2 separate regions of the Homo sapiens genome follow, and region 1 is linked to region 2. Evidence: read pairs that join two places in POLR2A ChIA-PET (ENCODE). Cell type or tissue: PC-9. All regions are shown on one strand. Each heading gives the region's core, and the rest is flanking DNA. Links, peaks and the distances in the headings are about the cores only.

Region 1 (10,084 bases), core at 1,319-9,318, 190 kb after region 2:
GTCCAGTTTATCAATTTCTTCTTTAATTGCTTCTGAACTTTGAGTCGTGGTTAAGACGGATATAGTTGCTATTCGCATGGGGTTAATTTGGCCGGAGCTCTAGAAGCATGTTGTGGATTCAAGTTTGTTATCAGTTTGACTTGTCTCACTGTTGGGATTTGGATCCTTTTTATTTCTTCCTTATTTTGCTTCAAGTAAAATCCGCTTTTGAAGTTTCTAGCTGAAAATTCTATTTGCAAGTTTCTTTTTCTGATTGAGATATAATACATATAATTGAGATATAATGCATAGTTTAGGTAGTTGCAGAAGGACAAATCTGGTAATGCAGGTTATATCTCAAGATGGCAAGGTTGATCTAAATATTTAGAATTTTCTGTTGTTTATCACAAAGTTTAAGAGTCAGGCATTTTCTTTTTACTGTTCTGTGACTGTGCAAATTGCTTAATATACTTTTGTGATTACTACCCACAGAGTCAAAACAAAGTGGAAAATTGTATCATTATTTGATAGATTTGGTACCCTCTTCTCAGATAGCTAATTGTTGGACAACTAAGATATCAATTGATAAAGTTCATGTCTTGTCATTGGTAAACTTCTAAAATTCAGGGATTTAAAATCTACAAACACTCCTATATCAATTTTTCTGAAACTTCTGGGACTGTACTGTGATGGAAGCCACAAAAATATGGAAACTGCTTGAAGGCTTTTGAGTTTTGAGGGTAGTGTAGCAGGGTAAGTGGGTGGGCTCTGGGGTCAGACTGCCGGGGTTACAATCCAGGCTCCCCCATTTACTGTGAGGTTTCATCTCAATGTCCTCCTCTCTAAAGTAGGGATTATAATTTTTCATACTCTGTGGAGTTGTAGCAGGAGTCAAATGAGTTAATAAATATAAAGCGTTTAGAACAATGATTTGCATGCATAGAATAAGCACTTAATGAATATATTTTTGTTGCTATTACTGTTTTGTGATCTCTGTTTCTCATAGGTTAACCCACTGTCCAACCCACAGGATGCCTTCAAAATAGGAATGAATGAAAGGATAGGGTGAGAAGTTAGAAAATGGCTTGTGAGGGAGGAGAAAATGGCTGGAGAGGAAAGTAGGGTGGGGAAAAGGTGTTCAGCTTGATAACTTTTGTGATAAACCATGCCATCTGTTTTTCTTTGAGTGACACTTCCTTTCACTTTAAACTTCATTTCTTTATCTCCTACATCCACCAAGGCACTAATTTTGTCACCTTCTCTTTGTCATAGCTAATGTATTCGTTTCTTTCTGTGTAGCCCCACTGTAACTGCCCTAATCTGAGCTTTCACCACTTTTCTCGAAGATTACTTCACCAGCTTCTGAAGTGGTTTTCTTGACTCAGCACTGTCAATTAAGATCTGTTCACTGCGGCAGGGTTGATGTTCTTGAAACAGTACTGTCATCACTTCATCAACATACTCGGACCTCTTGTGGATGGATTAAGTCTTCTCCATAACCTTGCCCGACTCTGTCTGTCCAACCTCATGCTCCCTGCGGTGAGTCAGGGTGGGGAGTGGAAGGAGTGCTACATTCTCTTCATAAAGTAATTATGTGGCCCTGGGCAAGATACTCAGCTTTCCGTGTCTCAGTTTACTACCCTATAAAATATGGATAGTAATGTTAAATATTAAAATATGGATAATAATCCATGATTCAGTGAAAAAATGTGTGTTAGCATCTCCTTTAAGAATCCTTTAATTACTTAATCCTTTAAGCAGGCCTTTCTACTCTTGGCTAAGATACTATGCTTTGTTCCATTTTAAGGCTTGTGTTTGTTGCTCTTGGCTTAGAATGCCCATCTTCTACTTTGCTGTTTATTCAAGTTATTCTACCTCAACTCCAGACTCTGACTTAAATGCCATCTCCTTCATGAGACTTCCCACCGTTAGTCTGTAGTTCACGGCTGTCTCTTTCTTCTCATTTCCTATGTTGAACAACTTGGTGTTTTATAATTTGTTATAATATTCTGGCCTCTTTATTAGTGTTTCCAATGCAATACGACATTTAAGTTCCTTTAGAGAAGGGAGGGTGCCTCTGTTCTTGCTGCACCCAGTACTCATTGTTCTCTGAATGTTTTCGTATTGCCTCAGTGCCTTTCCCCACTTTCTTTGCCTTTATTTTTTTCTCCAAACTCTTGGCCTGTATGTTTTGGCAATAGTGCAAGTTAAAAATTTAAATGAAGGCTGGTTGAAGACAACTAATTTAATTTTGCTTTAAAGGAAATTATGATACTTTTTGATGTAAGAATATGTAAGAATGATAAGAAAACCAAGATTCTGCATAGGAATTTTAAAATACCTTAAAGTATATAAAGATATATTCCTTAGAATGGAAATACACTATATATATTAAGAAAACATTTTGGCCCTCACTTTTTCCTCTTCATTAAAGGTCACTTTTTTTTTGTCTTGGATCTGTTGAGATTATCTTGATACTAGTAACCTGCTAAAATATATCTGTAGTTTTATTCTAAAATTTGAATTTTTTTCATACATCACATCAAATTAAAAAGCTTCTGCACAGCAAAGGAAACAATCAACAAAGTAAAGAGACAGCCCACGGAATGAGAGAAAATATTTGCAAACTATCCATCTGACAGAGGGTTAATAACCAGAATATATAAGGAGCTCAAACAACTCAATAGGAAAGAAAATCTAATAATCTGATAAAAAAAATGGGCAAAAGATCTGAATAGACATACAAATCTCAAAAGACATACAGGCTAGGCATGGTGGCTCACACCTCTAATCCCAGCACTTAGGGAGACTGGGATGGGAGGACTACTTGAGCCTAGGAATTCAAGACCAGCCTGGGTAACGTAGGGAGACCCCATCTCTACAAAAAATAAAAATAAATTAGCTGGGTGTGATGGCATGTGTCTGTAGTCCCAGCTACTTGGGAGGCTGAGGTGAGCCATGTTCCTGCCACTGCACTCCAGCCTGGGCAACAGAGTGACCTCAAAAAAAAAAAATAAGAAAACATATAATGGCAAACAGGTATGTAAAAAGGGGCTCAACATCATTGATCATCAGAGAAATGACTCAAAACTGTGCAATGAGAATGTGATTCTCACTGCAGTTGAATGAATAATGTAAATTATTACAGTCACAGTAATTTGTTGTACAACTCACCCCGCTTAAAATGGCTTTTATCCAAAAGAGAGGCAATAATGAATGCTAGTGAGGATGTGGAGAAAAGGGAACCCCCTCGTTCACTGTCCTTGGGAATGTAAATTAGTACAGCCACTATGGAGAACAGTATGGAGGTTCCTCAAAAAGCTAATAATAGAACTACTGTATGATCCAGCAGTCCCACTGCTAGATATATACCCAAAATCATGGAAATCAGTATATCAGTGAGATATCTGCACCCTCATTTTTTTTTTGCAATTGTGTTCACAATAGCCAAGATGTGGAAACAACCTAAGTGTACATCAACAGACAGGTTGATAAAGAAAACGTGGTACATATGCTCAATGGAGTACTATTCAGCCATAAAAAAGAATGAGATCCTGTTATTGCAACAACTTGACTGGACCTGGAGGACATTATGTTAAGTGAGATAAACCAGGCATAGAAAGATAAACTTCTCATGTTCTCATTTGTGGGAGCTAAAAATGAGAACAATTGAACTCATAGAGATAGAGAGTAGAAAAATGGTTACCAGAGGCTGGGAAGGGTAGTGTGGGGTGAGGGGGCTGGGAAGTGGGGATGGTTAATGGGTACAAAAATATAATTAGATAGAACAAATATAATCTAGTATTTGATAGCACAACAGGGTGATTATAGTCACAATAATTTATTGTACATTTTAAATTAAAAAAATATTATTGGAATATTTGTAACACAAAGAAATGATAAATGCTTGAGGTAATGGGTACCACGTTTACCTGGGTGTGATTATTATGCATTGTTGCCTGTATTGAAATATCTCTTGTTCCTTCTGAATAATACAGTTACCATGGACCCATAAAAAGTTAAAAATTTTGAATGTTTTTTATATTAGGAGAATTGACAATTCTAGTTGGGTTTCTGGCTAGGTAGCCTATGAGTATGTTGTAATTTAAGGATTAAATATAATATAACTTAGCTTTTAAATTTCATTAGTATGTCATGGGATTTCTTTTCAGGTAAATTAATTTCATTTTGTAAAAGACAATTGCTCACTATGAGTTAGCGCATTAGTAGGATAATTAATTAACATATAACATAAAATAGAAATGTAATATCCCTTTTAGTTTTCATAAAAAATAGTGAAGCCGAAAGTACCAAACAATTCTCTACAGACCCATTTTAAAATATTGAAACTGAACATTGTCCAAAATTCAGTGGCTGTTTTCTCCCCCTCATAAATCTAAGAAAATTCCTTTAGGTCCAGCTGTGGTTGCTTGTCCAATTGGTCATTTCAAGGATGGCTGGATATGAGAGAAAATAACATTATAATTGGGTATAACTTCATAATTTTTACTTAGAGAGTCTGGACAGATCTAAATAGAGTAGAGAAAGTTTTGGATTAGAAATGATACATACAGAGGTTAAGGTTTACAGTGAAAGCATTTAATCCCCCACTCTAGTGATTTTAAGTCAGTATATGTAACATGCTTAAATTTAAAGGAAAAAGTCTTAAGGAATCAAATTAATTTCCTAATTTTAAAGGTTTTTAAAAAATACTTGACCTTATGGACTCAGACAACTAGTCAATTTCATAATAAATGGACCCTCTGTCTTTGAATCACTTTTTTTTTTTGGTAAGGGGGTTGTAAGAATGGTAGAGGAATAGATTTAAATAATTATTTAAATGTAACACACAATAGTAGCAGAGAAAATAATTATTTAAATGTAACACACAATAGTAACAGAGAAAATGTACCACAACCATTCTGTGGCTTCTTTCACAAGGCTGACGACTGATAATCTCCAAAGAACTTTTGATTTCTTGTATTAAACCCATTAAACAAATATGCAAATAACATTTGCAAAGTCAGTCCTAAGATAGAGTTTATAGAGCTTGATGAGACTTTTTTATGTTCCAAGACCTGTTCTAAATTTTACTTGCATTTTTGTCTCATCAAATCCTGTTGGCAACTTTATGAGGGAAATTTTATTTTATTTTATTTATTTTGAGATGGAGTTTTGTTCTTGTTGCCCAGGCTGGAGTGCAGAGATGCAATCTTGGCTCACCACAACCTCAGCCTCCCAGGTTCAAGCGATTCTTCTGCCTCAGCCTCCCGAGTAGCTGGGATCACAGGCATGTGCCACCATGCCTAATAATTTTGTATTTTTAGTAGAGACGAGGTTTCTTCATGTTGGTCAGGCTGGTCTCGAACTCCTGACCTGAGGTGATCCACCTGCCTCAGCCTTCCAAAGTGCTGGGATTACAGACGTGAGCCACCACCCTTGGCCAGAAATTTTATTTTAACTAAAATTAGTTGGCCAGGCGCAGTGGCTCACGCCTGTAGTTCCATCACTTTGGGAGGCCAAGGCAGGAGGATCGCATGAGCCTAGGAGTTTGAGACCAGCCTGGGCAACATGGCAAAACCCCGTCTCTACAAAACACATGCACGCACACACACACACACACACACACACACACACACACACACACACACAGAGCCTGGTGTGATGGCACATGCCTGTGGGCCCAGCTACTCAAGAGGGTGAGGTGAGAGGATCACCTGAGCCCAAAAGGTCAAGGCTGCAGTGAGCTGTGATTGCACCACTGCACTCCAGCCTGGGTGACAGAGTGAGACCCTGTTTCCCACAAACCCCTCAAAAAAGAAAAGAAATTAGTTAAAATTTAGCATGCCCAAAACGATTCAATAAAGGGACTTTGGTGGGATTTGAACACAGACCTATCTTCAGAGCTTTTTAAAAACACAATGATTAACTTTTTTCTTTTTTTAAACACACTGTTGCTGGCTTAAACTGAGTAACTCCTAAAACTCTTTTGAAATGAGCTAAAATTGTATTTTTCAGTTATGTGACTTGGAAAATTAACAAGAACATAAGGGATTTTAGTTTCTTTTTCAGACTAGACAAGCCTTCCTTATCATACTTCTGTGATGAAAAAAATAGACTAATTTGAAAAGAAAAAGAACTAATGAGGCAAGATATCCTGCCCTGGAAGAGATCAGACTTGTAGGCCTTGTCTGTTCCCAGGAGAGACTCTGCACTAACTTCCTGAGGGTCCGTCTGGCATGGGTTAATGAAGGTTCCTAACTCTTTGGCAGACCAGTCATTAAAATAACAAATCACAGCAATTAGCCACCATGCATAATTGAAGCATTAATCCTTTTATAATGCTGGCTTTTTCAGATGGAGCTAACACCCATTATGGAGATTAACCACTTTTCATCAGGTTTTTAACTTAAGTCGTGAGGAATACAACGGTGAACACAAGGTGTGTATGTGAATTAATTTAGTAGTAAACTATGACATGGAGGGGTTCTGTTGCTTTGAAAGTTTCCAACTTATATACATTCAAAAGCTATTAAACTTTTTGGTGTCTCTCCAAATATTTTCCATATTGATAATTTTGGTTGAAATGTAGAGCTAGTTAGAATTTTCTAGTCTAATGCTTAGATATAAATGAGTGCATATTTGCAGAGCTATAAGATGTTGCATTATTTTTTTTTCTTGGCATCTGGAATATAAATGCTAAATTTGGTCTAGTTAGAATTTCCTGCTTCCCTCCCTCCCCTGCTTCCTTCCTTCCATCTCAAAACTCTCCAAGGATGAAGACCCCACAAGCTATATTGGGGTAACATATTGTAACAGTAGTTACTTTCAGTTTCTGTCAAACTAGATTAAAAAGAAGACAAGTATTACATGTTCTCACTCATATGTGGGAGCTAAAAAAATTGATCTCATCGAGATAAAGAGGAGTATAATGGTTACCAGAGAGGCTAGGAGGATAGTAGGGAGGTGAGGGAGAGAAAGTAGGGGATAAAGAGGGTTGGTTGATGGGTACAAACTTACAATTAGAAGGAATAAGATCTAGTGTTCAGTAGCACAATAGAGTGACTATAGTTGACAGAAATTCACTATATATTTTAAATAACTAGAGTGAAATTAGAATGTTCCCAACACAAAGAAATAAGTGTTTGAGATGATGAATATCCCCATTATCCTGATTTGATCATTACACATTGTATGCTTGTATCAAAATATCACATGTACCCCATATATATGTATAACTACTGTGTATCCATAAAATTTTTAAAAAATTTAAAAGAGGAAAGGAATGGAAAATAAAAGTAAAAAGATGATTCATCAAAAATTACATTGTAGAAGAAGAGTGCAGAATGGCATAAACTAGTACCACATAGAACTTAATTTGTAATTGTGAAGAAACCATGTAAGTATATTTACTCCTGGTATTGTGTCTTTCTCTCTTATCCTAATTTACTGTTCCTCTATAGTTTAAAATTAAAGAATTGCCTTTAAATTTTACAGGGCAAACTAATTATACTGTGGAGACACAAAATGTTTTGAGACATCTGTGACCAGACATGTCACGTGTGAATATACCATTGGATTTCAAAGCAACACATAATTTTTTTTTTTTTTCCTTTTACAACAGATTCATTTTATTTTCATCACCATGGGACGTATCCTGTTGTTGAGTTCTCTGGGTCAGACCTCTGAAGACTTCTCAGATGGATCCTAGTCTCTGGGCTTGCCCTGAAATTACTCGCTGCTCAGGGAGAGAGTTGAAATGGTTGGCATCCTCCCACTCTGTTGCTCCGGCTGTGTCCCCTCGCTCTGTTGTTCCAGCTATGTGCCCTCTGTTGCTCCAACTGCAGCTCATTCTGTTAGAGTTCCTCATTCAGCTGGTCACTGTGGCCAGAGGGTGTTGGCCTGCTCCCTTCCTCAAGTATTCTTAAAGCCATGGATTTTTGTGGAGCATTTTTCTTCCTGGCTCTCCCTTGAGTTATTTTCCTTTCTTCGCTATCTTGGGACTCTTCTTTGTGCTTGCGGTCATCGGTTGAGAGAAGGACTTCTTCTTCCTTGTCTCCTTGGTGTTGGCTCGTGGTTGCTCTTCAACAACTGGACTGGAGGCTCTTGGTTTTCTCTTCATCTTCAACAAGTCAGTCTCTCTCAAGGGTCTCACGTTGCAGCATTCTTACCAGAGGCCATTGGGCCTGGAGTTCCAGTTCCAGTGTCTGGAGAGTCCACCTCAGCTCAGCAATCTCATGCCGGTTGGCAATTGTCAGCAGAAGCCGATGCCTGCCCATCAGTTCTTTACTCTGAGGTGTTAGAGTGGAATAAAAATATAAATACTTATACTAGTTTTCATGACTTCTGCTTAATATTGGGTATTTTTTTGTTTTGTTTTGTTTTGGCGGTGATAGGCTTACCTTACATTAAACCAGGCCTTAGCCTTTCTGTGGCTTTGTTATGGCAAAGCCTCATATTACTCTCTAGTCTGGTTCAGCAGGACAGTCAGGTCCACACCTGGGGCTGTTTGTTTTCTACGTTTACCTCAACATAAGGTACCTTATCATTGTCAGCCTTCATCTCCTGATCCAAAATAAAATAAAATGCCACAGGTTACTTGATTTTGCATCTGGAATATGATTATTTAAAGAAATTAAAAATTTAAAACTGAAAATGTAGAGTTTAGAAATCTTTTTTAAGGTTTCAAAAAAATTTCTAGGAGACAACAAAATAGTGTTACTAGATTTAGCAAATAAAATACAGAATGCCAATTAAATTTGAATTTCAAATGAACATTGAATACTTTTTTTGGTATAACTATATTCCATGCAATATTTGGGACATATCTGTTATATTATTCATTGTTTACCTGAAATTATAATTTAAACTGAGAGTTCTGTATTTTATCTGGCAACCTTATTATGAAAATATTTAGGATCAATATAAAGGAATAATATTTTTAATTTTTACAAACTATTTTAATATAAGTAATTTATTTGATTTTCATTGTCATCCTGAGAGTTAAGTTTTGCCTTACAGTCTATGTTACTTTACCTGTGTTTTATGAAAAGACTGTCTCTTATAATGATAGCCACCACCACCATATCTTGACAAGTATTGACATACTGAAACTTTAAATTCATTTTGTGTAGTTCCCGCCTCTTCATGATTGTTTCTGAGGTAATTCAGCTTCTCCGTCTGGCTTTCCATTTTCAACTCTAGGTTAGTCTTGTTCAAAGTCAACTCATCTAAGACACTTCGCAGGCCCTTGCTATCAGCCTCAACACAGTGATAAAGGACAACTTTACTCTGGCATCTGAACAGAGCCCAATTGGAAGAATCAATACAGCTTAGATGGAGGTCTCCTCATCCAGTGGTAATAAAACATCCCACATAGTGGAGCTTAGAGAGCACAGCACTGGGATGTGAAGACATGGGTTCAAATTGCACCTCTGCCATGTTCAGCTGTCACCTTGGGCAAATTACTTCTCTGAACCTTAGTTTTCTCATCATTAAAATGGGAATATTGGTTTTTTGTGTGTGTGTGGTTTTTTTTTTTTTTTTGAGACCTAGTCTTGCTCTGTCACCCAGGCTGGAGTACAGTGGCGTGATCTTGGTTCACTGTAATCTCCGCCTCCCAGGTTCAAGCGATTCTCCCACCTCAGCCTCCCACGTAGCTGGGATTACAAGTGTGCATCACCATGCCTGACTAATTTTTGTATTTTTAGTAGAGACAGTGTTTCATGTTGGCCAGGCTGGTGTCAAACTCCTGACCTCAAGTGATCCACCTGCCTCAGCCTCCCAAAGTGCTGGGATTACAGGCGTGAGCCACTGTGCCTGGCTAAAATGGGAATATTATGAGAATTGAGTTAATGTGCAAAAGTGCTTAGCACAGCATCAGTATTTAGTAAATGGTAGGAATAACATTATTAAAGCCATGAAAGAGTGAAAATCTCCCCTCTGCTCTTTTGACTAGGAAAGGAAGCAAGCTCCTTTTCACGTACAGTGCAATGCACCTTTGTTTTACAAGGACTGTGTCTCCCTAGTTAAAAAAAAATTAAAGTACAGTATGGGGGACCTCCTGCAGTTCTATAAAAACCAAGTCTCTGACCTACGGATTGGA
Region 2 (10,084 bases), core at 839-8,838:
CCTGAATTTACTAGCAACTTTAAGACCCAATCTGAAAGTTAAAAACATCATAGGCCCAAGTTTCAGACTGTTTCTGAGTGAATCTCTTTAGTCCTTCTCAGTGTTCATGGTGTTAATGAAAGCTTTAGTTATTTTCTACTTACGTTGCTAGCCTTTGTTTCCTCTTGTACTGACCTCCATCCTCCCAATATCTGTAGACTGGATTGTCTTCTGATTTTTAGTTCTGTATGTTTCTCTTGCATTAATCACCCCATTTGAGTAATTAAAGTGTGAGGATGCTAGTGTGTCTTTAGCACTGCTGATTCTGCTTAACATTCAATACTGTTTCTATTCCATATTCTATTCTCTATAGTATTACATTCCACTGTCTGTATTTATGAGAACATTTGACAATATTCCAGTACATTATTTTTAAAAATGACTTCTGTTTTTCCCCACTTTTATCAACTTATTCTTGTCTTCAGGTACTATTATTGCTTCCTCCCTCATTGATATTGTCTTTAAAGTTCTTATAGCCTTCCTCTTTGTTACTGCTACTTTAAGATGGGATCTTAAATCATTTTCCTGATGTTCTTGTCGCTTGCAGCTAAAGCTTCTAACCTTTTGCACATCATAGCAGTATACAGAGAAACTATTAATGTTTATACAGCACACTAGATATGTGGTTGAGTGTGTTCACACTGCAGGTGGCTATCTCTGGGTCTCCTCGCAGCTTCAGACCCTGCCTGGCTGCACAAGACCAGAACAATCAGAACACCTGCTAACTACTCATACAGAATGGCAATTAGGAAGCTCTGCCATTCGTGTGCATGTATACAATTTGTATGGGTATACCCTCATGTACACCCATACAAATAGTAGCATGAGCTATATTTATACATTCTTATTGGATTTCTGAATTAAATGGAAAGGAAACTTCATGTTTCCACATACTCATTAGCTTCTCCCTTAAGAGCCTTTAATTCAGCGAATTTAGTGAACCAATAAGAAAACAAGATATAATTAGAATGCATTTAGCTTTTTAAAAGCAGATGAGGCAAAATCCTGATTGTGATTTAAAAACCTTTCGTGCATTTTGAGTACAAAGATTTTGATAAACAATCAATAATTTTTGCTATTTTCTGCACTGAAAAGGATATTTCTTTTTCTTGTGGGAAATTCACATACAAATCTTACTCAATATAACCAAAATACTAAGACGATACTTAAATTATACTTTCTTTTCCATTTAGGATAAGAAATAAAAACTTATACTTAAGAGATTTCTCATATCTTAACTCACAGAGAAAGCATAAACAAAACCCCACTTTTTTTCTTTTACCATCTGGATCTTCAGCAGGCTGAATGCTCATGTACGGTTCTCCTTTCTCCATGCGAGATTGTCTCTGTCGACTTTCTTCCTCTAAAGCAGCTTCTGCACGACTTTTTGCATTTATGTAAGCAAGGTACGCGGGGGAATTATGATAGGCCTTCATAGATTCATTGTACTCTATCTGAAATTCAAATGTTTTTTGGTTTTATAATTAACATTTTGCAGGTTATAATGCAGACCTATGTTATCTCACTTGAATATCAAAAGATATGATGTAAACAGGGTGTTGGGATAATTATCTCCTTTTTACAGGCAAGAAATCTGAGGCCTTGAGAAACTGACTTGACTCAGGTAGACAGAGCCTCAGTACTGCATCAGTGTTCTGACCAAATCTTATGTTACTTTTATAAATAGTAAGCCAATGTTTTATGTACTTTACACATTATCTATCCCACTGTGAGCCCCTACCCTACCTTTTCTGCTTCGTATTCGTTTAAATATTCTTGTTTTTCTTCATCAGTGAGATCTCGCCACATGCCACCAATAATCTTGCCAATCTCCCACAACTTTAGGTCAGGGTTGGAAGCCTTTACTTGGTCCCAGACCTTAAAAAGAAAACAGATGAAATGTTAATACTGATGTCTAAACGTATAGACCTTTAAAAATAGTTTTTAATGTGGAAACTTTTCAACATACAAAGCAGAGAAAACAGTATCAAATTTCTAGGTACTCATCAGCCTACTTCAAAAATTATCAAGAACTGGCCAATCTCAAGTTATCTTTGCCCTACTGGATTACTTTAAGATAGATCTCAGACATCACGTCACTCACTTATAAATACTTCAATTTGATAAGCAAGAATATCTCCAATCACTACAGACACTTAGGATGAGTTACTTCAATAACATAGTCTACGTCTCTAAAAGTTCATGTGAATTTAGAAGAAAAGTGCTTAATTTGCATAACACGGTACATCATATTATCAAATACAAATATAATAGTCAAGATCAAAAGGTTTAACATTTCTAGATAGTGGTTATAATGCTCTGCCTTTTAATAAAGATATTGGCTACTTTTTTTATTTTAAGAGTAATGTAGGCTCATCACCAAAAAAAAAAAAAAAAAAAGGAAAACTTGAGGAAAAGAAAATAAAAACTACCATAAGCTTACTGCTTAGAGATAATTATTGTCTTCTGTGTTTTCCCCCTTCAAACTAACATGTGGTTGCTATTATTTTTATAAAAATGAGATATTAATTCATGTAGTCTTGCAGTCCTCCTTCACTTAACATTTTCCTCACGTCATTAAATATTCTCCAAAAGAAATGACTTTAATGGCTATAGAACATTCTATCTTAAGGATTTTAACAGTTTATTTAATCACGCTCCTCTTGTTGGATTTTAGTTCTGGAATTTTGAAATCAGAACTAATTGCTTTAAAAACCGTATTTTTTTGGACCTTTCCTCTGAATATGCACAGAAAAGCTGGCTAAGCCGATCTAAAGTTGGATGTTAAGCAAAGAAGCAGCAAAGACAGTGTCCTCACTCCTTACCAGGTCCTAAGCACCTACCTTTCTGCTGTACCTCATGTAGGGCATCAGCGGCTTATCTGGTGGCTTTGGGGGTTTTGGAATCGTGATACCAGAGGATGCCTACGAAAGAGTTAAATACATTCATTATTCAACTGTAAGGAGTTCACTGGCAAACTGAAAAGAGAGTCCCTTAAAAAATTCTAATGCGCCTTTCTTCTATTCGTCCAAATATTTTCTTCACTGAAAATAGCTATCACTGCAAATTCAGAAATGTTCAAAAGAAAATGACTTTAAGCACATAATTTTTAAATGTTTTACTTAGCAGTTTATTGCCAATGCTTTGACAACCTGGCTGCAAGAACAAATAAAATATTACACAGTAACCCATACATTGAAAATATATGGTTATATATCAACCGTCTCAAGTTCAGGACATTACCTGGTACCCTCTTATTCTGCTCAATTACCATTACACATACAGTCAACACTTGATTATCTGCAGCAGGATCTGAACCCTTAACACTTACCATTCTCACACTGTCTACAGGGGCCTTAACCTATTAGCACTAGGAATGTACTCCCAACACCACCACAAAAACAACTTCCCAGGTTCAAAAACAAAAACAATTAGTGAAATAACAAACCACCTTACCTCCTTTGCCAGGCTAGAGATTTTATTTCTCTTAAGGTTCTGTCTGTTACCTAGTGGTTTTCTTGTAAAGGGGAATGAGAAGTGTGAATTAAAAGTCACACATTGTTTTGTCCTGAGTCCTAATCACAGTGTAAAAGCAAACAAGTTTATCAGGAACAGAGAAGTGGCAGATATCGGGCCTGATTACGTTATTTTTGAGGTCTTATATCAAGAAGCTCCATTCCATTAAAAATGTTCAGTTTTATGGGAAAGACAGAGGAAAAGGAAAGATGTGATGTACAGGAAAAGAGAGACAGAAGAAAAGGAGGCGGAGGGAAGACTGAAAAATATTTTTTAAAAAGGTAAAGCAAAAATAGGTGAAAGAAAAAATAAAAAAAGAAGGAAAGAGAAAGATAAAGTGATCAGTTTTTCCTGTGGCTTAAAGTCTAGGTGAGATTCCAGACAGCCTCTGGTAGACCACCCAGATAACACCCATCTAAAAGTATCTATTTCTGAACTTTTTAGTCTCCTGTTAATATACATGACTGCATTTGATTAAAGACCCAGAATAAGAAAAATCATTGCTATTTCAGACAATTTGCAAATTTTCAGGAGATCTCTGATATTGACTCTCCCTGCTAGGCTGGAGAAATGAAGTGTTGGCTTTATTTTAATTATCGAAAGACAGGATTGGCAAATCCTTATAGGAAAACTAAAGTAACATTTTGTTCGCTTCCCCTTCTGTTGTTGCTATGATAAAACCCCAGAGATACTCCTCCACTCTGGGCTGGGACCCCAATCATAACCTTATTTTTCATTTGAGGGCTCAGGGATTAGCATGTTTGTGTCCTTTTCCACTATGATCAAGAAATGTTTCCTCTTCCTACAAGGGTCTCTCTCCATCCCTATAACTCTACTTCTTCAAAGCATTTCGCCTTGGAAGCAGTATTTCCTCTCTTTCCATTCCTCCCATGCATTCTTGTCACACCTCATGCTAGTGCCCAGGTAGACAGACACTGTTTTTGGCCAGCAGTGGGTAAGAGAGTGAGATGGCCAGGGGCATGGAAACTGTCAAAAGTGGTAGGATGGGCAGCCAATACAGGGAAACCTGTATCAGGGTCTATAGTTCTTTCAAGGGGAAAGAGAATTCCTATAAGACTAACCTTATGGATTCAGAGGAACAGACACACACAAGTCTGCTTCTTCACACATAAAGTTACTAGAAAGTATTTCCAACTCATATCCAACACAAACCTTCAGAATTCCATGAAATGGATTACAAATAAAGTTGGAATTGTGCCCATAACTGAGGTGGTAAGACCACTGTCAAAATTTTTTGAAATTAAAGAGGTAAAGAATTCTAAAATGCCTATGCTTCCGAGCTTTAATATGAATTAAAACACTTTAAAAACACAGTAGTATTTGCTCTTTGATATTTTTCAAAGAATCACATTTTATATTAATGGAATTGCTATTTCCCCTCCTTTCTCCCAAAGAAAGGTACACAAATCATCTGTATATTGAGACCAGTCAACTTACAACAACAACAACAAAAACCCAAACTAAAAAAACACCCCAAAACAATAATAAAGTTAAATTCCAGATGGTTTTCAGGATAGTAAAGATTTATATCATTACACACCTCCAATTTATTTAACGTCTCAGACAGACATCTTTCTACAATGTCTTAAACATTTCTTTAAAAAAAGCTGAACATACTTTAGACCCTTTCTGGATAAGATTCAATTAGAAACAACCACTGTTTTGCTGTGCTGTAACCCTCTGTCAGATGTCAAAATCTGTTGTTGACTCTTTCAACGGCCTAGGGGCTATGCTTTTGGAGAATGTGTTTCCATTTTTGAACTGTTTCTTTCCTTGCTACTATCAGGAAACCCACCTCTAGCAGCAACTCTCTTTCCAATTTTCTGCTTTCAATTTCCAATGGGGAGGCGGGTAGAACTGTGCTTACAGAAGAGCAAGGTCCTAGGAAATCTCCTATGAATAAAGTTCATGGTTTTGTGAAATTTATCTTGGTTACTCAGTTTTTTGTTGTTGTTTCTTTTGCAATTCTCAGCTGTTTCTCTAGCAAGAACTTATTTAAGAGCTTTCTTCTGGGGCAGAATTTCTATTAATGTACAGAAATAGGCTGTTTTTAAAGACATTTTTGTCTCAATGTGTTTTCACACCTGTACTTAAGAGAATGTTAATCATCATCTGAATGAAGAACTGACTAGGAGTGAATTCCATCTTGTAGCTATCATAAGCACTCCAAAAGGTCTCGACATGCTATACAAAGTATTTACTGTCTGAGAACTACCCAAGTATACTGGAGTCATCAGGGAAACCCAATGTTCTCTACAGCCTACCACAAGCTACTGGACAGGGCTTCACAGATTCGTTCCTTGAAAACCACTAATGCAATCTGCGCACAACAATACCATACAGGAGCTTCCCCTCACCCCCAAAAGTAATGCATAACTAGGGTCATAGTAAAATCAAAATGCTTTTATTATGGTCAAAATCAGAGCCATTGAGTCCTAACAGCTTAAACTAGATATAGAAAGCAGGGCAAGTAGTGTAAAACCTCCACATTTTCTAGGCCCTTCTTCATATAGCAGTTTGATTATACTTCAATTTGGTGTTAAGAGGACAATAATACAAAGTAAATGTCCACAAAGGACCAAAACACCAAATTTTCCATGTCCAACAACTCTCTATAATTAATCTACTATGTAGCTAGTGTCCACGCCAAATGTTCAGTTCTTAACATTCGCCAAGAAGGAATGGGAAGAAACAGATGAGTGACTTCAGATAGGGAGTACACTTTCTCTTCCTAGTCTCCATCGAACAATCTCACTTTTTTAACTGAGAATCCCCCACAGCTACATCCAAGTTAAGAGCAAAATACTTACACAAAACCAAAAGACAAATTACTGTAATATTATAGTTATCATTTCTATTCCATTAACATAGATAATCAAGAGGTGACTGTATAGAGCTATTAAATGCAATCATTCTTGTTTACTGCCCGTGAAAAAATTGCTGCATTAACATTAAGATCCATGATTGATTCCGTTCATTGTTTAAACTGAAATGTTCTTTATCATTTGAAAACCTTGCCATCCATTACACTTGTGAAACAACATGTTTAGGCCAGGGAAAAACATGTATTGATGCACATAAAAATTGTATGCATTGTGAAATGCATACATACACACACTTTGTCAGAATTCTTTTTCAGATACCATGAAATATGCATGGCACATAAAACTTGATATGCTTATGAAGTACATATTATGCAGAAACAATGAAAAATTTAGACAAACAAAACCTATCAAGCTAAGCAATATGCTTATCAAGATAGACATTCATTTGATAGCTACAAGCTTTCAGTTCCAGCTTGACTACAGGGTGAGAGGGCTTTTTTGAAGTTACATTAATAGAAGGCACTTGTTATTTATGAATACAGCAAACAAAAACCAGGTATTAAAAACTTTACAGCCATTCTGGGTTGTATAAATTCTCACCAACACTACATTCCAATGTAGTATTTGACTTTTGGATTTTTTATCTTTAGTAAGTCATTTTTATAATTATTGGCATTTTTTGGTGCTTAAACTTTTTTGAATGAAATTTAAGATGATTCTAAACTAAAAGATTTGAAGTGTATCATCCAATTTTGATATCTTAGGCTGATCACTTAAATGAAACATGCTAAGTTTCAGAAATCCTATCTCTTATACTAAGGATTAGAAATGCACTTCTCGTTGTACATATCTAGTCTGATACTTCAAATTAATTTCATTCAACCTTCACTCTGCATTTCTTTGAGGTGACATTAAAACGTTTTTCTCTTTTTCACTGTAGAGAAATGAGTCTTAGTTAGAAGGTCAACTACTAAATCCAAAAGACAAATAACTATGGGTAGCGATTCAAACTGGTGTACCAGCCAAAAGCTTTCCAGCCCTGAAAAAGCCAGGTCTGAAAGACCAGCCTCTACTAGAAACTCAATCCTTGAGACTAATGCCAATCACCTTATAAAAATGAAAAATACTCTTTATGTCAAAAAGGATATTTTTACCTTAAGAAATTCTGTTTGTTTACATACAGTATAAGCATCAAGTGCTCAAGGCTTTAACCCTACCAACCACCAAACAGAATGGATTTTTCTTTTCTTCTATATACATTCCAGATCTCACTATTTATTTTTTCAGTGTGAGATGCTACAACGAATGTTGAAAATACTCAAAAAGCTAGGTTAAAAAATTTTTTTTAAATGGCTGTGCTTATGATTCAAAAAGACCTAATTCTGAAGGCATTTCTGGTCAATTCCAGTTGTTTGCCGGATGCTGTAATAGTTGATTCTCCTACCGTGACCCGGCTGTTGGTGCCCGGGTTCCCTCCCAGCCTGTAGTTGTTGTAGGCGAGATGACTGTATGGATTGTATCCCACAAACCCTGGTGTGCTGGGCATTTGCTGATGGAAACAAATGAGACAAAAACACGAATGAGAAATGAGCTCAAACGAGGAAAACACAGAAATGAAAAATGATCTGCATATGGCATGCAAAAGCAACCTGAATTTAAACAAGCAATGATGTGTTGTAATTGTTCTTTTTTTCCACTGAGGAAATTAAATATTTTTCTTTCATTGAGAAACCTGTCTGCAGTGTCTTTTGGTTGTTTTTCTCTTTCTTTTTTGCAGGGGCTGGGGGTGTTTGTGTGACTGTGAATGTGTGTTTTGTTTTTTGAGGTAAGCAACACACTGAAGTGTTTAAAACATTCAGGATTACTTTATGGTCAACAATAGGATAAAACAACTTAGCAATATATGAAGACTGAAATAGGAAGGCTTGAAGTGTGATCAACTAGAACTCTGAAAACACTACATGCAAAACAAAATACAATTTATTTGACATGTGGATGCCACCAATGTATTTATCTACTAAAAACAAAAAAAAGAAATGGATCTGATTTCAACGACAGTTTTAAATCATTTTATATAATGTGAGAAATGAGTAGAGACTCAAATCGGGAAGCCAGGATTTGTCAATTGAAAAGAACATATGTTGGATTTGATGGATGTCACATACATGATTTAAAACAAAGACTTGTAAGAAATGCATGGATTTCATTCTGGGGTACTATCTGATCTTTTTAACCCAGTCATTCTTTTATAGGATTTCTCTTCCATTTCTTCTTTGATCCATCTTCCACTGGTCAATCATGAAAACATTTCTGCATTTTGTCTCAATGTGAACTACTTTTCTAGTTTATAGACTTCTTTTTTCATCTAGTTTCCTGATAGCTCTCACCCTTTCAAAATACAACTGCTCATTTCAGCAACAGAACCCTTGGTTTTTGTGAATTATGTGTTGATGTAATCACAAATGGGCTCTTATATAGCAGTAGCCTTGGGGCTAATACAATGACACTCAATGTTCATGAGAACCAAGGCATAATGCATAGAAAGAATATAGTAGAGAGAGACCAAAATTAGGGTATTTTACCTTGTAAAATTCAATCAAAATATGTGACAATTTCATTTTTACATGCAATTAACAATATCGGTCCTTAATTGTATAATGTAAAATACACTTAACACATTCCAACTAAGCTGTAGCTGTTACAAAATAAACACAATTTCCTAAAACATGCCGCTGCACATATCCTTAGTACCCAAAAGAAAGACATTTAAGCAGATATTACATTTGATACTCTTTAGGAGAAAAGAGAACGGCTGATCAATTTCTAGTCTATACAGTTAGAAAAGACGCAAATAAAGCATATTTAAGTAGGCAAAACACAGTTGAAGTATCAAAGGCATGAAAGAAGTGTATATTACTTGCAGCGGTACATTTGGGTGGCAGAGGTGATAGTGGTGATAGTGTTGGTAGTGGTGGTGATGGTGGTGGTGGTGGTAGAAGTAATGGAAAGAAAAAAGGAAGAAGAATAATTCATTTAGTATCCATTCTGTTGGATGTTTTAATCCCTAGTCTTCTATATTTTGTGTGTTAATGTGAAACTATAATGACACAAAAATATAACTAAAGAAAGGCAAAAAAAATTCCTTTTTATGCATAATAAATTATAAGGGGACACTTGGTTTTTGAAATATTTTAATCTCAAAAAATCAAGTTTGTCAAGATGATGCATTGTCAGAGGCAGTATTTTTGTCAAAATGACACCTTCAAAGGTAGCATAAATAATAAGAATCACTGTTCAACATTATGAGGCAATAATGTTATAAAAATAAGGGAACTAAAAAAAAAAAAATGGAAAGCAAAACATTATAATTATACCATTTCCAAAGCTGAAGTACATGGTTAGCTCTTTGAGGTCAGAATCTCAATTGTTCAGCTCCACCTGTATAGCCACTAGCAGAATGCCATGGAGATGGTCATAACAAATGTTCTTCGATTTAAGAAAGAAAACAAAGCAAGCATAGGACTTTATAGTCTACTGGAATTAACTTTAGAGCCTGTATATGACATAAATTGAAATGAGAACATATGGTACGGTATCTCTTTTCTAAAGTATCTCACTAAAGAAAAACAAATTGTTGATAAATGTAACTAAAATATGTATCTGAGGGTTAGTAAATATGAGTA

The links. Peaks named below come from ENCODE experiments on the same cell type or tissue, not always from the same donor. Only the 100,000 strongest peaks of a DNase experiment are listed, where the experiment ranks them.
Region 1: POLR2A ChIA-PET joins it to region 2 with 7 read pairs; 4 of 35 experiments call an interaction of 5 or more read pairs at or near these places.

The regions. Positions count from the first base shown.
Region 1 is chr17:40,826,779-40,836,862 of GRCh38, forward strand. It overlaps KRT10-AS1 (KRT10 antisense RNA 1), which reads left to right. Exons shown (of 3, transcript NR_160888.1): 2 at 6,337-6,421; 3 at 7,604-9,496. Among named protein-coding and RNA genes, the nearest start is that of KRT10, 9.2 kb to the left of the region's middle. RefSeq lists an enhancer at 388-1,587 and a silencer at 1,331-1,560. In PC-9, for the core only: no CTCF peak of the experiment used is centred there; no DNase peak of the experiment used is centred there; H3K27ac peaks cover 412 bases.
Region 2 is chr17:40,634,610-40,644,693 of GRCh38, forward strand. It overlaps SMARCE1 (SWI/SNF related BAF chromatin remodeling complex subunit E1), which reads right to left. Exons shown (of 11, transcript NM_003079.5): 4 at 7,846-7,950; 5 at 2,883-2,963; 6 at 1,786-1,917; 7 at 1,322-1,493. Among named protein-coding and RNA genes, the nearest start is that of SMARCE1, 8.2 kb to the right of the region's middle. In PC-9, for the core only: no CTCF peak of the experiment used is centred there; no DNase peak of the experiment used is centred there.